2 separate regions of the Mus musculus genome follow, and region 2 is linked to region 1. A link is a loop called in an ENCODE intact Hi-C map of the cell type or tissue named here. Cell type or tissue: heart. All regions are shown on one strand.

Region 1 (5,000 bases):
AACAAAGAGAGAGAGTAAGCTACGTGGCTATTGAAGCATGTTAGGAAGAATTTTAAGATGATACACTCTGACCTTTATATGACCCTTATATCCTTATATGATATTACATCCTTTGTGATGGGGACCTGAAGCTTGCTTCTCACTAACAGACTATGGTAATGGGATGTTACTCCTATGATTACATCCTGTAACACGGCAAAGAATGCCTTTGCAGATGTAATGTTGCTAACCAGTTGGCTTCAAGATCACCAAAAAGGAGGGAAGCTTGGTGAGCCTGACCAAGTCAGGGATGCCTTTCAGACAAGGTCTGGTGCCATGGAGTGGCCCTGCTGCCCTTCAGAAATCTGACTGCCATAAGTCCTATTGCAGCTTCAAGAAAATTAACTTTGCCAACAATGATGGGAGTTAAACAAGAACCCCAAGTCTCAGAGGAGACTCAAGCTCTGCCAGACACCATTTCTGTAACCACAAGCAGAGGCTGTAGCTAAGCCATCTGTGTCCCAGCTCACATCACACTCATGGGAATTGCGAGATAATAAATAAATATATGTTGGATGGTTTTAAGCTGCTAAATATAGTACTATGTAGCAATAGAAAATAAACACTTTGCAGGCAGGAAAAAAAGAATTAAAGAACTTAAAGTCAGAGTACGCCTAGTGTATGTAAGGAAAAAAAATTAGGCGGCCAGTATGAGTCAAATGGAATAGGTAGAGAGCATTGAGAAGTAAGGTCAGGAGGTGATGGGAGCAAAGCATACTTGGCCTTGTTAGCATCAGCTGCCACTCAAATGGGAGAGGGGGGACCCTGGAACCTTGACTGATACTCTGAGAATGTCCTAAAGAGTCAAGGTAGAAGCAAGGAGGGTTTGGAAGGCTCTGATAAGAGACACTAAGTCAATGGGAGTCTTGGCTAGTGAAGGAGCAGTGAGGGTAAGTGCTAGACTCTAGACAGTGAGCAGTAAGACTAACTACTTCATGCTGAAAGTTGATATGCCCCTTAGCCTGCAAAGAACAGAGGCTCCTGGAAGATTCTTGACCTAGTCAAAGTACTGAGAACAAATGGCTATTGAATGCCAAGCATAAATTCAATGACTGTATGAATCCCTCCAAAGGTCAGGGAGCATTGAGGAAGAAGCAGAGAAGAATGTAAAAGTCAAAGGAAGGGTATACCTTTAGAGGAATGGACCACTAACTTCTGATTCTAACACAGACAAAAAAAAAAAAAAGGCAAAAATTTTACAAGATCACATTCCAGAGGAGAGATATAGCCAATGAACAAAATAAACAAGAGAGAGCAAGCCATGTGGATACTGAAGCAGGTTAGGAAGAATTCTAAGATGATACACTCTATGTGTGTATCTAAGGATACATATACCCTTACATTATATGTGAGTTATACTGGAACTCACAACTCATTATGTCTGTGATTACCTGCATAAAAGCTGTAAAAGACTGGGCTTGTCAACAATATCATGAAAGTGGGAGGGGCTCATGGACTCCTACCCCCACCCCTGCTCCTCCACTGAGGATTTATATGTAGTTAACAGTTGATAAGGAGAGACATTTCCTCCAGTGATGTAGCTACTGGTAAGGTACCCAAGCTCCGATAAGCAAACCTGCACCCATGATACCGCATTGGGACATGGACAGACACACAAGTATACACTCACACACATACACACTCATACACACACATGACATGAAGAGGAGCTACCTGGAAAGAGAAGCAGGATTAGCAAGAGGGAGAGGGGACAAGAGAGAGTAATGGGGTGAATGTGACCAAATTGCTTATGTACATGAAGAAAATATCCTGATGAAACCTATCATTATATATAACTAGTATACCATAATAAAAGATCAAATGAAAAAAGAAGAAAAAAAAAACCTTACAACTACTGTGACACAGTATTTCCTGCTATTTCTTACTTTCTTAGTTTTTTGGTTCCTACGAGCACACTGTTCTTTGATTTAGACAGCACCTTCTTCCCAGTCCTAGTTCCAGCCAATGGAAGACATCCACCTACTTTCTGTCTCTCTTACAAACACGATCTAACAGTAAATCAGACCACAGTCTGGCCAGCATCCAAATTGTCGTTTGACACTCTTTCAAAACGTCTGACCCCATCAGGGAAGCTACACAGACTGTTCTATCCAGTCTTACTCATCCTGCTGCCCAGAAGAAAAAAAAAGCCTCATATCATCACATGGCCAGAAGAAACTTTAAAGATGTTTTCTGCTTCGTGAGTGACGAGTGTGACATTAGGAAAACAGAAAGCTGAAACAGTGACAAGCCACAGCCTTGACTATGGCACAGAATTAAAGGAACATTCCAGTTCTCTTGTTAAGATTCAGCATGCAAATCTGTCTTAACATAGGAAATGACAAACTGTGCTTCACACCAGAATCTCATAAAAACTAAAAGAATAAGGCTGAGGAGACAGCTCAGCCAATACAGGGCTTGCATGGAAAGTCTGATCACCAGAAATCACATCCCAGCACTGTGGAAACAGAGACCACATTCCAGGCTAATGAGTGACTTGATCTCAAAAAATGATGGATAGCACATGACCAACCATACCCAAAGTTGTCCTATGGTCTTCTACATATAAGTGCATGCACCTGCACCAACACACACACACACACACACAGAGAGAGAGAGAGAGAGAGAGAGAGAGAGAGAGAGAGATCTAATGAGTAATCCATCTTCTTTCAATGCAAGGACTGCAAGTGGAACCCGAGTCACCAGCAAGTGACATAATAGGAACGAACCAACAAAGTCACTAGAAACAGCCTAAAGTTCAACACAAAGACCCACTACAATCGACCCTCAAAGTCAAAAAGTCCTTTCCTCAAAATGGCAGTTGACTGAGAATTCCCTTAATTGTCCAGACGGCACTGCTGCACCCTGGCCACGTGGGGGCACCAGCATACTCCACACCCAAATGAAATGCTTGTGTTTTTTTCCTAATCTGAAGTACTGCGAAGAAGCTTGGTTCAACCTCCCATGGTGCTTCTTACAAATACGAAGACTAATGAAGATATGTAACTGCCAAACAAAAAAAACCCACAAAACTGGTCACATTCAAAAGATGTTACAAATACTAGTGAAGTTTTCAATCTGTTCCTCCAAGATCCCTTTTAAACCCGGCCTCCAGATCTTCCTTCCCTCATGCTTCCAGCCACCTGTCTATCAGTAACTCTTGAGTGCCCCACCAGCCATGGTCTCTTCCATGGGCTCCAGTCCTGAATTTCTAACTGTGATCTCACCGCTGCATTACTTCAAACACCATCTGTCATCTTTCCTAACAAGACAGCTCTCCCTGCAAATGTCCTGACTTCTTACAACAATAATAAATGCTAGCACCCAGCATGTTTTCACATAGATTAAGTCATGCAATACTTAAAATAAGAAAGATGTTTGTTCACAATTACACAGCTCAAAGAGTAGGAATCCCAGATGTGTAACTCCAGTCCCAGACCTTGTACCACACTATCTTGAGTTGTCATATTGGGTGTTTCCCTTTGAATCCACATACTTATATAAATACATATGGTAATATAAAAAGTAACTAGCATATTTTTGTTGGTGATAAAGTTAAGGCTAAAGGGTAAGAGGCTTCTGCAAACTGTCAAATTTAAAAGACCAGATGCCATGGTTATATGCATCCAAGTGCATATTTTTCATACGAACTACATAGTCACCTTCAAACAACAAGTACATGTAAAAAAAGAAAGTAAGTCATTAAGCCATGCTAGGTGGAAGAAAGTCAACAAAAACCCTTTCTGGGAAACAGGGCACAGTGGCCGGGGAGATGGGTCAGTACACATTTCCCACAAAAGCATTAAGACAAGTTCAGATCCACCCAACCTACATAAAGCCAGGATAGGTGGCACACATCAGTAATCCCAGCATTTCTGTAACAAAATGGGAAGCCCACACAAGAAAGTCCCCCAGAAACATGTAGACCCGCTTGCCTGGTGTTTGCAGTGGTAAGCAATGAAACCCTGTCTTAAACAAGGAGGAAGATGAGGACTGGGTGCCTGTCCTCTGACTTCTACATGCACACTGTGGTATATACACAAATGCACACCACGCAAACACACAGCATACAGACACAGACCACATAAATACACATATACACACACACACACCATACAAGCACATACCACACACACAAAATTACACATAAGCATACATCACACAAACACATATACACAGAAGCCTTCTTAAGGAGGAGTATGGTTAAAAAATTATATATATATATATATATATGAGGTACAAGAGACAGAGGGTAGTGAATAGAAAGTATCTGCAATGGTCACAGGGTAATACCTAAGCCATGACAGTGGCCATTCTACTGAAGGTTGGGCGTTTTTTTCCTAACACCTTAATTGTGTAATTTCCTATTCCATAAAAGACAAGAACTACCACTCAGCTAGAAAGTCTAAGCATTAGATATTTCATGAATTTAATTTTGAACTTGGCCCATGTATTTATTCCTTTTGTCTAAGGATGAACATACAATCCTTCTGACTAGCCTGTAACCAGATGCAGGGCTTCCTCTCCTGACAGTGTTCTTTCATATTGTGTTGTAAGCCATCATTGATGCTAACCAACTACATACTAGGAATACAAACCTGACCCCAAAAAAACATAGCCACCTATATGACTCACATGTAAACAAAACGAAAGCATAAGATATTACAAGATTATCTGAGGAAAGGGCACCTAACCCATACTGAATAATCACAAGTAGTTCCCTTAGATCCAAGCAAAGACCTAGGAAAGTGTAAGAAAGAAAAATTGTTTCAAACAAAGGACATATAAATATGGTCAATTCTGGAGGGTATGGAGATAACATGGTAGTTTGGTCAATCAGTTAGTTAGTAGGTCTAACAATGCAGCAGAGCCAGCCTGAGTCAGCCAAGGAAATGCACAACCCTGTTCAACATGGGACCGTCCCCATTCTTACACACAGTTGCTAAAGGCACAGTTATGCA
Region 2 (5,000 bases), 380 kb after region 1:
AACTTATAGTTCTTACATCTGCCTCATACTGCAGGTGTTACTGTCCATGTTTTGTAGCTATGGAAACTGAGAATAAGAATCGATCCTGACTCTAAGTAGTGTTTTGTACTTTTAGTGTCCATCTCTCAATGAAAAAATCCTAGTATTATATTTCTTCCAATATCCTGACTTCCTGCCCATTGGGTCACATCTCCTGAGACAAAGTTCTTCTATTGTCTGCTTTATAAGACAGAAATGGAAGAAGGGAAATGCATTTTTAAGGTAATGCTTATGTGTGTGTGTGTGTGTGCTGATATTTTATGTTCTTCAGCCTAGTAACTTCTTTTGGCATTTGGTCGCTAATATTCAGGAGCATTCAAGGCCTTTTATCCCATCCATAAAACCAAGGAAGACACTCATTGCTAAACAGAAAGCCTAGAAAGTCGCATGGGTGATCAGTGAAACTCAGAAGCAGCTGAAACTGATACTTGGTGGCTAAAATGGCTAATACCATTGAGTGTCTTCATCCCACGTGCCTAATACTGAACCAAGTAATTAGAGGGCTGCCGGTCAGGAGTTAGGATCTTCTCCTTTGGTGGCTGACTGAGTGGCTCCTCCCTTCCTCATTTCTTCAAACACCGGTCACATCTCACAGGGTTTGAGAACATGCTGTGTGGGGGTGTCAGATACAACAGGAAGATGAGACAGGAGTGGAGAGGTGCTGTTAGTGGGGAGAAGGATTACCTGGGTTGTAATATCCCTCTGTGTCAGTCTCAAGCAGCAGGAAGCAGAGAGCATCCAGGTCACCTACAGGAGCAAGTGATAGACATGCCCCATGTGCCATCCTAATGCCTGGACAGGGAGTCATGGCTCGAATCCATAGGCAGCAAAGACTGTTTGAGCTCTGCTCCTTAGTACTTGTTGGCACATAATGGGGCATACATACTCTTACAGCCTCAGAGCACTTAGAGTAAGAGCTTATGAGCACCGTACAGTTCCAGCACTCAGCAGATGCAACTATGGAAGATACCAGCACACCTCTAGAAAAGCATGTGAAACAAACAGTGTGACTATCTTTCAAGTGGAGAGACAGCTGTCTTCCACTGCTGAAGTCTAGCTAGCACCACAGAAGCGCTGGCAATAGTCTCTCCATTCTTCCACTGATGTCTACTTACTGAATAACCTCGCATGGCTGCAGCTTCCTTGGTTCATTTGTATGGCAACCAGATCCTTCTCTTAGTCCTCTAGAAATCAGTAGCTGCCATTCTGAGGATGCCAGCTCACTCTGTGTGTCTTCTGTTTAATCAGGAGTGTTTGCCACCTGGGTTTGAAGTGCCCAGGGCAGATGAGAGCTTAAAGTCATGTTACCTATTTTGATACCCATGTATGCCCCACTTCACTAAATGGTAAAAAAGGGATGTGGAGTTTATTTATTTAGTGTGTGTATGTATGTCTATTTTATTTGGTACATTTGCCTGTGTATGCACATATGATGGCCAGAATAGGACCCTGAGTGTCTTCTGTCATTCTCCATTATTGTCTTACAACAGGGTTTCTTACTGAATAACAGACACTCGGTTTGGGGGGCTGGCTGGCTGGCCAGTGAGGCTTTCAAGCTCTACTTGTCTTCCTCTCCTAGTGCTGAGGTCAGTGGCCTGGGCAGCCATGCCTGCTTTTTTATGTGCATGCTGGAGATTCAAACTCCGGTTCTCATGCTTGCACAGGAAGTGCTCTTACTGAGCCATCTCCCTAGACCCTGTACTTAGGGATTTCACTGAATTGTACTACATGATACTCTTGGTTTCCAGCATTTTACACGACATGGCATTTGTGCCTCCTGCCTATTGCCTTCTCCTTCCTCTAATCCTTTACCCCTGCCCTTGACTTGTTGCCTTTATTTCTGGCACTAGACCCATACTCCCAACTGCTGGTATTATCCAAGGGTTTTATAACTCTGCTTACCCTTTTTCTGCTTGATACCAGGGCTGACAAGCCAAGCCCATTATCCTGAGTCCACTGTTTGGTGGAGTTGTTACTGCACCTCCTTGACCTTGCTCTGAATACTGGACACTCCTAAGAGTTAGGAGTGGGTGGGGTAAGGGCTAAACCCATTCCTATTTTATGTACTATTAAAAAGTTTACTTTTGAGGCGAATACTTTCCCTTTCCACCCTCAGTATTTTGCCCTTGGTTTCGTACACAAGAATCTCGTCGCAGCTTCTTTTTATAGGTGGAAATTTACTCTGAATCTTTAAGCTAGAGGCAGTCATTTTTATGAGCACGGAAGACCCTTGTAGCTCTTCACTGCCACCTGGCTGCGTGCCTGGAAAGTGGAGATTGGAGTATTGGCAACATAGTTAGTTACTGGCTAGTGGAGCTTTAGGAAAGCTCCAGCAGACTCAGTGAACTCAGATTCGTCTGAGCAAGCAGAACCAGAACCTGAGAGGTGGGTTTGGGGATCATTTTCCTCCCTGAGACACTTCCAGGGCTCCCAAAGAGAGCCCGCAGATCATGAGTCAGCGCGGTGGTCCCACTGCGTTCACTTACACAGAGCACCGGATTTGCTTTGTGTCAGGGCACAGAACTGCTCAAGACAGGTAGCACTGCAGGAAACCCAACGTCACACAGAGTTGATGACTTGTAGGACTGCTGTTTTCAGTTCCCCATCCCCTCGTGGGTAGTGAAATGGAAAAGCCCAGACAAGAAAGAGGAGCCCCAGGAAACTCAAGACTGCTGGTTTCTGACTAGGAGAGAAAGTTCGAGAAAACAGATGGCAGTACATAGAAAACAGTGGCTAGTGAGCACAGAGGGATAGCTAGGACTTGCACTCGGCGCGACCTAGAGGGCAGGCCGGTCATGTTCAAGGGGCGGAGGCTCTGGCCATGGGCCTGCCTGGGGCGGGCCAGTCGGCGGGGCATTTAAATCGCTGCCGCCGCTGGCCGGGACGCGCGCCGGCTCTGCACCCTCCATAGTCTCAGCTTCGAGTGCCGGCGCCTCAAGATGCGGTCCTCCCTGGCTCCTGGTGTCTGGTTCCTTCGCGCCTTCTCTAGGGACAGCTGGTGAGCAGGGCTGGGGAGGGAGGCTGCCAAGACGCGCAGAGACTTGCTCGGGCGGCGGATGTTTCTGCTTGTCCCTGGAGTGGGGGATGGGGTTCTAGTTCTATCTGGCAGGGCTCCTTCGGTGGCGCAGGCGTGGAAGTTTAGTAACACAGAACTATTAATTCCACATTAGCCCAGACTTCTGTCTAACCCCGGTGAAGAACAAACAGGGTGCCTAGGAGTCTTCATCCTTTTTGGTTTGCCACCCCGTATCTGCAAACACAAGCGCACAAGCGGGTACCTGTGGAGTGCCTCCAAGTCTTATCTGTGTATTTGGAGGATCCGGATTTGCCTTTGAGGAACCCAGGCCAAGAACTGGTAGAATATAAATGGAGCCAGAGAGCTTAAGGCCCCTATTGATTAGATTAGTTAACAAGCCAGAAATCACTGGTTCTATTAAGCCTGTCTGACCCTTCCAGTCTCAGGGATACCTAGCTAGGGCAAGATCTCTGGGATCAGAGCTGCAGCTGCTCCAACACTGGGTGGTCACCCTTAAAAGCATGAGCTGGCATTGACAGCAGCTGCTCCCAGGACCACAAGGTCACCCTTGTGCTGGGAGAAGAGGTTTTAGCCAATCTCCATTGAGCTTTTGGAGCAGTGTACTTGGTCTGCAAGAGGTGGGGAAGGAAGAGTGTTAAAACATTTTGTTAGTTACCGTCATTTATAAACTATAAAACTTAACAAAATAGCCAGTTGCTGGCTTCTAAAAAAAACAAAACAAAAACAAAACAGATGACACAGCAATCTCAAATCTAAATTCTCAAACTAAACTAAGGGTCAGATTGGGCAGATACTTAGTCATCAATTTGGCCTGGTTTTAAAATAAGTCATTTTGTTTCAAGGTCTCTCAGGCTAATAATCATCTAAAACATTCTTTAGATGGTTTATGTGGTCCTTTCTACATTTGGAACTATTAAACAGTTTTATGTTTTCAGAAAGAGAGAAAATGTCTCTCAAAAGGAGATGAACACGAGAGTGAGAGCGTGTACTGCCCTCATAATGAAGGAGCTAGAAGATGTCATAATTGGGTAGAAAGAGAATTCAAGGGGAGGGGAGAGTTGCCGTAAGGTGGATGTGGATGGTAGCGATGGGCGCACAGTACACTTGCTGTCCCTGACTTTAGCTGCCCTGACTTTACATTTAAAGGTGGTTGAGATGATAAGGTTTTGTGCTATGTATATTTTACCACAATTTTAAAAAGCATAATATAAATAAGCTCATTTATACATTAAGACTCTTGAAGCTGTCTCACTAGTGGACATATTTTATATGACTTATCAATTAGCTGCAACTTCAGAGACTAAAATTGCTCAATGTCAAGAAAAACTAAAATCAGGATAAATGACAGACTAGAGTCAGATAATCTGGAAAGTTTTCTCTCTGTAAAACATCCTTTTCTTTGTAGACTCCATTTCAGGTTTGTTTTTTTTTAATCTCTAAGAAAAAATTTTGATCACACAATAAAGTGGGTCTCCTTAGATCTAATCTCATGGTTTACTTATGTACAGCAAAAACATTAATTAACCAAATAGGTCATGATCAGTGCTCTTGGGAGTTTTCATAAGGAATCTTTTTAAGAAAAATTTAAGGTGTGTGTCCGTCCCCGTCCTTTGGCAGTGGTGGTGCATGTGTGTCTCTGTGAGGCCAGAAGTCAACCTCAGATGTCTGCCTTCAGCAGCCATCCATCTTAGTTTTTGAGACAGAGTTTCTTACTGGGACCCGGAACTTACCAGCGAGTTCCACGGAGCTTTAAGTAGCTCCAGCCTGTCTCTGCCTTCCCAGGCCTGGGGGCACAGATGCAGCCGCCACCTTGTCAGGCCTTAAGGTGGGCGCTGAGGATGATGCTCAGCTTGTGCAGCAAGTGCTCTGCCGACTGAGCTTGCCCCATTCTTTCTTTTTTTTTTTTTTTTTTTTTTTTTCTGTT

What was found. Hi-C counts contacts between places; a loop is a spot of excess contacts. Peaks named below come from ENCODE experiments on the same cell type or tissue, not always from the same donor. Only the 100,000 strongest peaks of a DNase experiment are listed, where the experiment ranks them.
Region 2: a loop joins it to region 1, with 2.0 times the contacts of the local background. A loop is called at or near these places in 2 of 42 quality-filtered maps.

What each region holds. Positions count from the first base shown.
Region 1 is chr9:37,634,437-37,639,436 of GRCm38, reverse strand. All of the region lies in intron 7 of Siae (sialic acid acetylesterase), which reads right to left. Among named protein-coding and RNA genes, the nearest start is that of Tbrg1, 20 kb to the left of the region's middle. In heart, a CTCF peak has its summit at 2,911 (motif pointing right); no DNase peak of the experiment used is centred here.
Region 2 is chr9:37,253,336-37,258,335 of GRCm38, reverse strand. It overlaps Slc37a2 (solute carrier family 37 (glycerol-3-phosphate transporter), member 2), which reads left to right and starts at 2,598. Exons shown (of 19, transcript NM_001145960.1): 1 at 2,598-3,037. The coding sequence starts at 2,979. It also overlaps the pseudogene Gm10177. In heart, a CTCF peak has its summit at 2,289; a DNase peak (open chromatin) is centred at 2,985; H3K4me3 peaks cover 1,488 bases; H3K27ac peaks cover 949 bases; H3K27me3 peaks cover 623 bases.